3 separate regions of the Homo sapiens genome follow, and all the other regions are linked to region 1. A link is a contact called in ENCODE Hi-C or POLR2A ChIA-PET data. All regions are on one chromosome and are shown on one strand. Each heading gives the region's core, a stretch centred on a gene start or an enhancer-like site at or near the end of the contact. The rest is flanking DNA. Distances are from core to core; before and after follow the strand shown.

Region 1 (2,700 bases), core at 146-2,645:
TCTTTTATGATGCTTGTGACAATGAAAATTAAAAACCCCTTTCACCTACCTGAGGTTGGCGGTTAAGCCAGCGTTCACATGTTTTGGGGAGGTTAAAAAAAAAAAAAAAAAAAAAAAAAAAAAAAAAAAAAAAAAAATCTGGCCACTGTGCAGCCGCAGATAATGGTGCGACAGTGACACCTAGTGGTCATCTCCACTAATTACTGCTCAGCCCTGCTGCTCAGCACTGCAAGCCAGGAGTTTGCCGGAAGTCAGGCCCTCCCTATGGCTAAATTGGCAACATTAACCCATAGTGTGAGTAGGGCAGGGCCTCGGTTGTAATCTTAGTCTTGCAACTGCCTCTCTGTCTGACCTTAGTCAGCTTCTCCAATTGTGGGTTTGGCCTGACCCCTAAAGTCCTTCCTTCTAATTCCCTTGTTCTCTGAGACCCTGCCATGGCTTATGACTTATAGTTGGGAGTCCTAGGCCCAGGTGGAGAGCAGGATATCCATACCAGGTAGGAGCAGCTCTAGGACCCCAGGGTCCAGCACTGGGACCCTGGGGTTCCACCCAGGATGATTATGCACATCCCTGTCCACACATTCAGTTCCACGCAGCCGCGAGGCAGGACCACACAGCCAGGCCATCAACCATGGATGTTACAGCCAAGGGCTGCCTCCATTTCAGCTGCCAAGGTAGGAGAAAGTAACAAAACCAGCCAGAGAGAAGCCTGGGGGAGCTGACTTTCTATTGGTGGCAGGGGGCAGTTCACCTGGTTTTGCCCACTTTGTGCAACAGAATCTTGCCCTCTTGCTGGGGTCTGTAGGGTTCAGATATCTCTAAAGAACAATGCAGATGGGTTCTTCTTAGCACATTTTACTGCCTATATGTACACCCCACAAACTACAAAGGGTGGAAAGGGAAGCTATGGGTTGAGGCTTTAGAACCTCCCCCACAGGTCACAAGTGCTCACGGTTTAACATGGCTGGGGACATAGTGGCTGAGCTTGTTGAGTCTTTCCTGAGTTCCACATTATTCTTTTTTTTTTAGATGGAGTCTCGCTCTGTCACCCAGGCTGGAGTGCAGTGGCGCGATCTCGGCTCACTGCAAGCTCCGCCACCTGGGTTCACGCCATTCTCCTGCCTCAGCCTCCCGAGTAGCTGGGACTACAGGTGCTGGGCTTTCTGCCACTTGAATCCTGTTTCTTATCACCCGTGTTTGGTCTGTGTTTATGAGTCTTTCTCCAAATGTCATCTGTCCGTACTGCATGGTTTCTACAGAAGACCTTGGTGCCTTCCAATATGCCCACCACTAAAATGCTGGGTGAGGCTTTGCTGATTTCCTCACCCTTACTCCTCATGGTTTTCCCCAGACCATGACCAGGAAGTATGCAATGGTCACACTCTGCGAGCCCTCAAAGGAGGAAGTCATTTGTTCAAGTTGGGGTTGCAAACTCCAGAGCTGCCATAGTTTCTGGCGGTGTGTGGTAATTTTCCCTTGTCATTAAATGACATATGTAAAAATGCTTTTCTGGGCCAGGTGCGGTGGTTCACACCTGTAATCCCAGCACTTTTGGAGGCTGAGGCTGGCAGATTGCTTGAAGTCAGGAGTTCGAGACCAGCCTGACCAACATGGTGAAACCCCGTCTCTACTAAAATATGAAAATTATCTAGGTGTGGCAACATAGCTTGTAATCCCAGCTACTTGGGAAGCTGAGGCAAGAGAATTGCTTGAAACCAGGAGGCAGAGGTTGCAGTGAGCCGAGATCGCACCACCGCACTCCAGCCTGGGCAACAGAGCAAGACTCAAAAAAAAAAAAAAAAAAAAGCTTTTCTGGAGGTGGAGAGAAGGTGAACTATTATTTTAAAACACCTACTATATAACAGACAGAGTCCAGTCAGGAGACAAAAATCACACCAGCAATTTGAATAAGGAAAATGTAATATAAAAAATTATAGGCCGGGCATGGTAGCTCATGCCATAATCCCAGCATTTTGGGAGGCTGAAGCAGGTGGATCACCTGAGGTCAGGAGTTCGAGACCAGCCTGCCCAATATGGTGAAACCCCGTTTCTACTAAAAATACAAAGATTAGCCGGGTGTGGTAGCGGGTCGCTGTAATCCCAGCTACTTGGGAGGCTGAGGCAGGAGAATCACTTGAACCCAGGAGGCGGAGGTTGCAGTGAGCCAAGATCACACTACCACACTCCAGCCTAGGCAACAAGAGCAAAACTCCATCTCAGAAAAAAAATATATATATTATGAAGTAGTAAAAGGTGTTAACTTCTAAAAGGGGCAAAAGAGGACTCTAAGGAATACAGGAATAATAAGTGCAGGAAGCACTTACTATTATAGAGGTAGCCCTGCTACCTCTAGGGCTGGGAAGATTACCCAGAGGAGGAGGTTAGAGCATGGATGAGAGTCCCACCTTGAGGGAGAGAGTGTGGCTGCAGACCACTGGGCAGTGGAGAAGGTCCGGGGTGCCAGTGGACTGGAGCTGGAGTACAAGAGCCTCCTCTGCTGGATGCTGGGGAAAATCACTGGAGAAAGCGCCACTGGATTTCCCCCTGCTGGGACAATCACACTGTGGGAGAAAAAAGGCACACTAGAGCCAAGAGGAGGAGCTCGTCCTCTGCTTTACCTTGCAGTGTCCAGGAGGAGCCAGAAGGAGGAGCTGGTCCTCTGCTATACCTTGCAGTTTCCCTCTAGCACCCTCTACTGAC
Region 2 (2,700 bases), core at 77-2,576, 500 kb before region 1:
AAAGCTTTGGATTTGATTTGACAGTGGCAGGGAGACAATTCCTTGACAAAGATGAGGAGAAGTTAGTGGAACCTGACACCCTGGGACTTTAGCCCCATCTCTGCTGTTTACTGGCTGCGGTTATCTTGGGCGAGTTGCCATGCTGTGCCTCCGTTTTCTTTTTGTAGAATGTGGATAATAATAGCACTACCTCACAAAGTTGTGAAGATTCCATGAGATTCTGCATGCAATGTGCTTAGCATTGTGCTTGGCATGTCATAAGTGCTCAAAACGTGTTGGCTATTATTATCAATATTAGTTAATTTATCAGTACTAATAAAATGGGTGGAGTGATAATCACACAAAATGATTGAGTTGGAGAGATTAGAGTCAAGGCAGAGGCCAAGAAGCAGGCGGGGAGGAAGAGGACAGAGGATTTCCACAGGCAAGGGACTCTGATTCCACTGACACATATTGAGCACCTCCTGGGTACTAGGCATGGTTCTGGGTTCTGGGGATCCTAGGTGTGCAAGCGTGGAGGCAGGCAAGCTGGAACCAACTAAGCTGCTATGATGGAAATCTGTGCAAGTGGTGGTGGGAACCTAGGAGAAGGATTTGGGGGTGGGGGTGGGGAGGGAGTGAAGAAGTCTAGAGCAACCACAGGAGGGCTAAGAAATGCTTTAAGGGAAGAACAACCAGATTTGGAGCAACGGGACCCAAGGTGAACTGTGAGGAGACAACCAGTGGGAGGTCAATGTTCTGAGTCCCAGATGGCCAAAATGGGGGATTTGGAAAGTAGGTTGGGAAGGAAGAGGGAGCGATCTCAATAGCACAAATGAATCACAGATTTCCTCCTTAGCAGGAAACATCCCTGAGGGCTGCCTCAGACTCTGACAACCATAAAAGAAAACCCACAGCCACCTCTTGAAAATACTTTCCAGGCTTCTGTCAATGTTAGTTTAAACATAGGGATGTACAGGAATCTCTGTCTTGGTTCTTTGGTGTCCTGGGAGTTGTGGGGAGGTGAGCAAGCAGTATCATGTGCTCCTGCAGTGAAATGCTTTTCTAGGTCACACCTGAAAGTACCCTCCCCAGGGTTGGAAGTGAGAAGATGACTAACTCTCTCTCATTAAGGCATTACTGAAACAGGCTTTCTCTGTATGGTGTTCTAAAGAAATAATTGGATTTGTGTAATCCAGTCGCAAAGCCCTGGGTACTCCACTCCCTTCCAGAGAACACACAGTGGGGAGGAACCAAGGTCCTGGGAGGTGGGGTCGCAAATTCTTGGCTAAACACCATGTGTAGAAAGGACCCATATATAAGAGGTGGTTTCAGGCTGCATGCTTCTGACTGCACCGGGATTAGAGCTTGCCCAGGCGCTTAAAGAAGCAAAATCTCCTGTGCAGGTAAATTTCTTTAGTTCCAAGGGTGGGTCCAAGTTAGCCCAGAGGCCCTATGAGACTCTACAGGGTCTGGGTTTAGAAGGTGAGAGGATGGTATTTGCTTCTCCTGGTTTGAGCTTTGCAGGTGAGTGTATACAGAAAAAACCCTGGAGTCTGGAGATTTCAATTTTGTCCTCAGTTTTGCCATCACTTATTAGTGTGACCTTGAGGAATAGACTTCAGCCCTTTGGCCCCAATCTCCTCATTTAAAAAAAAAGATGGGAGTATCTTTGGGCCTGGGTAATTTCTGAGGTCCCTCCAGCTCTGGTTTCTCTCGAAGTCATTTGGTAGAGTTACTGATGCTGCTAGGTGCTGTCATTTCCCAGAACATAGGCCATCCCAGTTGTCTCCTGAGCCTCCTGATGAGAAGGAATCTGGGGGCAGCCAGCTTATCACTGAGGCCTTATGGGATCCTCAGAGTCAAGGAGGCCGACTGTTCTCTGTTCTGATAAGCAGTGAGGCTGGGCTGACTTCCTGTATGAAATTAGATGTGAAAAACACACTGGGACGGTGACCACACTATAAGAGTGAAATATTGCCTCAAATGATAGCTGTCAGTGTGGTGCTTGGCACGGCCCTTGCCTAGATTAGAAATCTCGAAATTGCCCTTGTCTGAGTGGTCTGCTGGCCTATGGGCACTGGAAATCACTCCTCAAAGCTCTGGAGGACTCCAGAGCGAGGTAGTCGGCTCTCAGTTCAGCTTATAACCCTCTCCTATGGAGGCACAGGGTGACAATGTTTTGGTGGGTGGTACCTAAGTGTTTCAGCCTGGGTACATCTTCCAGGCCTGATAGGGTGAGGGGTGTCTTTGACTTTCTAGGGGGAGAATTCTTGGATGAGTTAGGTACTGGCCATTTCACAGAGTGGGCACCTCATGCTGAAGAGTGAGGGCCCTTTCTAGAGTGTGAGCCTGGTCGTTGGACTGTGACTTCCTCGAGGGCAGAAATTCTGTCTAATCCATCCTGTACCCCTACCATCTAGGGCAATGCCTGGCCCATGGGGAAGCATGCAATAAAGCCTTGTTTAAATGAATTGATTCTCCCACTTTTCAAACTCCCTTGTAAATCTCTCTCCTGACCATCAAAACAAGCAGTAGAAAAGGAATGGAATTGATGTAACTATCAGTGGTATAATTGGTTTGGTGATAGATCGCTCGACCTCAAGGGTAACCACTAAGCTAATTTCTAACATATAGATTGGTTTTGTCACTTTTGAAAGTTATGTAAATGGAATCAAAGAGTTTTTGTGTCTGGATTTTTTCTACTTAATATTGTTTGTG
Region 3 (2,700 bases), core at 77-2,576, 380 kb after region 1:
CTCCACCAGATAGCGGGTCACCAGCATCTCTCCCATGGCTATTACAGTAGATTCCAAGAGGGTCTTCCTGCCTCCTCCCTTTCCTCTCTCCAGTTCTTTCTTTACACAGTAACCAGAGTAATCTTTCACAGTATAAATCAAGTCATGTCTCTTGGCTGCTTTAAAACCCTGCAGTGGCTTTTTACAATAAATCCGAAGTCTTTTCCATGTTCTACAAAGCCTTCCATGACCTCACTCCTGTCTTTTCCACCTCACCTTGAAACCCTCCCCTTCCTCCCTGGCCCGGCTAGCCAGCCTCATTCTTTCCTAACACACAATGCATGCTTTATTGTTTCAGGGCAGGAATTGGCAGAATACTTCCTGCTTCTGTTTTATAAATAAAGTTTTATTGGAACACAGGCATGACAGAGATTGATGGACCATGAAGCCAAAGGTATTTACTATCTGGCCCTGCACCGAATGTTTGCTGAACCCTCTTTTGGGGCCTTTGGCCTTGCCTCTGGCTCTTTTTCCAGTTTGTAGCCCAGTTGATTCCTTGACTTTCAGCTCTCAGCTTACATGTTACCCCTTCAAATGGATCATCCTTGACAACATTGCTTCAGTGGAAGTCCCTCTCTCCAACCCAAAAACACCCTTATTCTCCATCACACACTCTGCTTCTGACCTTTGTAGCATTTTCTCAATTTTAGATTACATATATATTTATTACTTTACCTGTTTACTGTCCATATCCTTCCCTGACAACTCTAAGCTCCACGAGGGTAAGGACTGTGGCTGTTTTGTTCAGTATTGCACTCCTTGCACCTCCAAGTGCCTTCTCTTGCTAATAAACCACCGGAATTCCTGCATCCAGTTGAGGCTTGATCCCTTCAGAGCGGCTCCTACTCTCCCAACCACTCCGCTAGTCTGTATACTGATCCAGCAATTCTCCGCTACTGAGGTGAGGTTGGGCACAGGTGATGCTTCCAGAGAGCAGTTGAGTGTGGAGTCTGAGCCACAGGGTTGCATTTCCTAACAATTCTCAGCCATCTGAGGAGTTGTGACACCACCTCACTGTGTGTTTGATTTTTAAAAAATGATGTTACAGGCCGGGTGTGGTGGCTGACGCCTGTAATCCCAGAATTTTGGGAGGCCGAGGTGGATGAATCACCTGAAGTCAAGAGTTTGAGACCAGCCTGGCCAACTTGGTGAAACCCTGTCTCTACTAAAAATACAAAAATTAGCTGGGCGTGGTGGTGCCTGCCTGTAATCCCAGCTACTCGGAAGACTAAGACAGGAGAATCACTTGAACCGGGAGCCGGAAGTCGCGGTGAGGCAAGATCGCACCACTGCACTCTCCAGCATGGGTGACAGAGTGAGACTCTGACTCAAAAACAAAACAAAACAAAAAAGATGTTACAATTCCCTCACTGTTCCACACATTCTAGAAAATAAAAACTGAGCACAGGGTAGCATGCATTTATCTTTCATTAAAACAACCTGAGAGTTACTTTGGGGAGCAGTAATTCTGGAGGGCTGCCGGGAGGAGGTCCCTCAGCAGCACTTGTAGTTGCCTCCTCTGCAGCCACCTTGAGCCTGTGCCACCTTCCAGGGTCCTGATTCCTTGCTAACTTCCCCAGAGCACGGGCTGGACAGGTGCAGTTGGGGCTGGGAGGCCAGGCAAGCAGCTGCAGCTCAGGGGCACTGAGGGCGCGGGCCTGGAGACCGTTCTTGGGGAACAGGCCGAAAGAAACCAGGGACATGTAAACACATCAGACTGAGACTCAGGCCCCAGAACCATTGCTTTCAGATGTACACAGGCAGTCATGGGGAGGAGATGCAGAACAGGAAGTGGTTTAGAAAGCCACTCTCTCAGCTTTACAGATGAGAAAACTACATCTAGAGAAGGGACCTACCGGGTTAAAATTAGAACGGACAAGAACACAGGTCTCTCACCATTCTCCTAGTGTGTTCTTCTAGGCTGAATCACCCAGGCTGTCCTAAGCTTCTAAGGTGTCCTCCCGGACAGTATCTAGAATGGCTGGGCACAGCTAGGATTTCTCTGGAAAGCTTCATGGAGGGGGCTTGGAAGAGCACTGGACTTGGCCTTGGGTGAAGCTAGGTTTGAACCCTGTCCTCTCAATAGCTGCAAGTCCAGGACTAATGTCCCAAACTGCTTTGAGCCTCAGTTTCACAACCGTAAACTGTGGTAAGAGTCTCTGAATTGCTGGACAGTTTTGAAGATTCAATGAAGTAAGACCCGAGTGTGCCTCAGGAGTTCCAGATACATAGCAGGCATGCAGACATTCAGTCAATATTAGTTGGATTTTGAGTAGCCAAGCTAGCAGAGGAGGGGCCGGAGCAGGAAACCGTGTATCCATGGGGTATGGTGTCTTCTATAGTAATTCCAAATGAGTTCATCAAAGGAAGAGTCCACGACAAATGGCCCTTTTCCATCCCCTCAATCCCAACCTCCCAGAATACCATGTTTCGGGTACTACAAGGATGACGGTTGCATCTCTCCAATGTCTTCAGAGGAATCAGGGTTTATACTCATAACATCTTACATCCTGGGACATAGGTTTCAGTATGACCTATGCTATTGTCTTTGGATACCTGCTTACCAAAGGCATTCCACCCTCTCTAGGCCATTTGATAAATATCCAGCGAAACAATGTTATCATTGTTGGGTGGTTCAGCTCCCCACCCACTCTGGCAACA

The links. Hi-C counts contacts between places; a loop is a spot of excess contacts on that map. ChIA-PET counts read pairs that join two places held with the same protein, here RNA polymerase II (POLR2A). Pooled maps may share reads with other maps.
Region 2: a map with no recorded cell type shows a loop between it and region 1 (5-fold over the local background). The contact joins the promoter of CAPN14 here to the enhancer-like site in region 1. A Hi-C loop is called at or near these places in 2 of 37 single-sample maps with no recorded cell type and 4 of 50 pooled maps. POLR2A ChIA-PET finds 5 or more read pairs at or near these places in 1 of 52 experiments (GM12878).
Region 3: a loop to region 1 is called in a map of OCI-LY7, with 3 times the contacts of the local background. The contact joins two enhancer-like sites. A Hi-C loop is called at or near these places in 31 of 168 maps with a recorded cell type or tissue (B cell, CD4-positive, alpha-beta T cell, CD4-positive, alpha-beta memory T cell and 17 more), 21 of 37 single-sample maps with no recorded cell type and 29 of 50 pooled maps. POLR2A ChIA-PET finds 5 or more read pairs at or near these places in 2 of 52 experiments (B cell and CD4-positive, alpha-beta memory T cell).

The regions. Positions count from the first base shown.
Region 1 is chr2:30,711,751-30,714,450 of GRCh38, reverse strand. No RefSeq gene overlaps it. Among named protein-coding and RNA genes, the nearest start is that of CAPN13, 94 kb to the left of the region's middle. Within about 2 kb of position 1,395, at least 2 of the 41 ENCODE cell types and tissues checked have a DNase peak (open chromatin) inside an H3K27ac peak, as active enhancers do.
Region 2 is chr2:31,216,141-31,218,840 of GRCh38, reverse strand. It overlaps CAPN14 (calpain 14), which reads left to right and starts at 1,326. Exons shown (of 22, transcript NM_001145122.2): 1 at 1,326-1,385.
Region 3 is chr2:30,336,362-30,339,061 of GRCh38, reverse strand. No RefSeq gene overlaps it. Among named protein-coding and RNA genes, the nearest start is that of LINC01936, 8.9 kb to the left of the region's middle. RefSeq lists enhancers at 1,003-1,242, 1,623-1,812, 2,673-2,700. Within about 2 kb of position 1,326, at least 9 of the 41 ENCODE cell types and tissues checked have a DNase peak (open chromatin) inside an H3K27ac peak, as active enhancers do.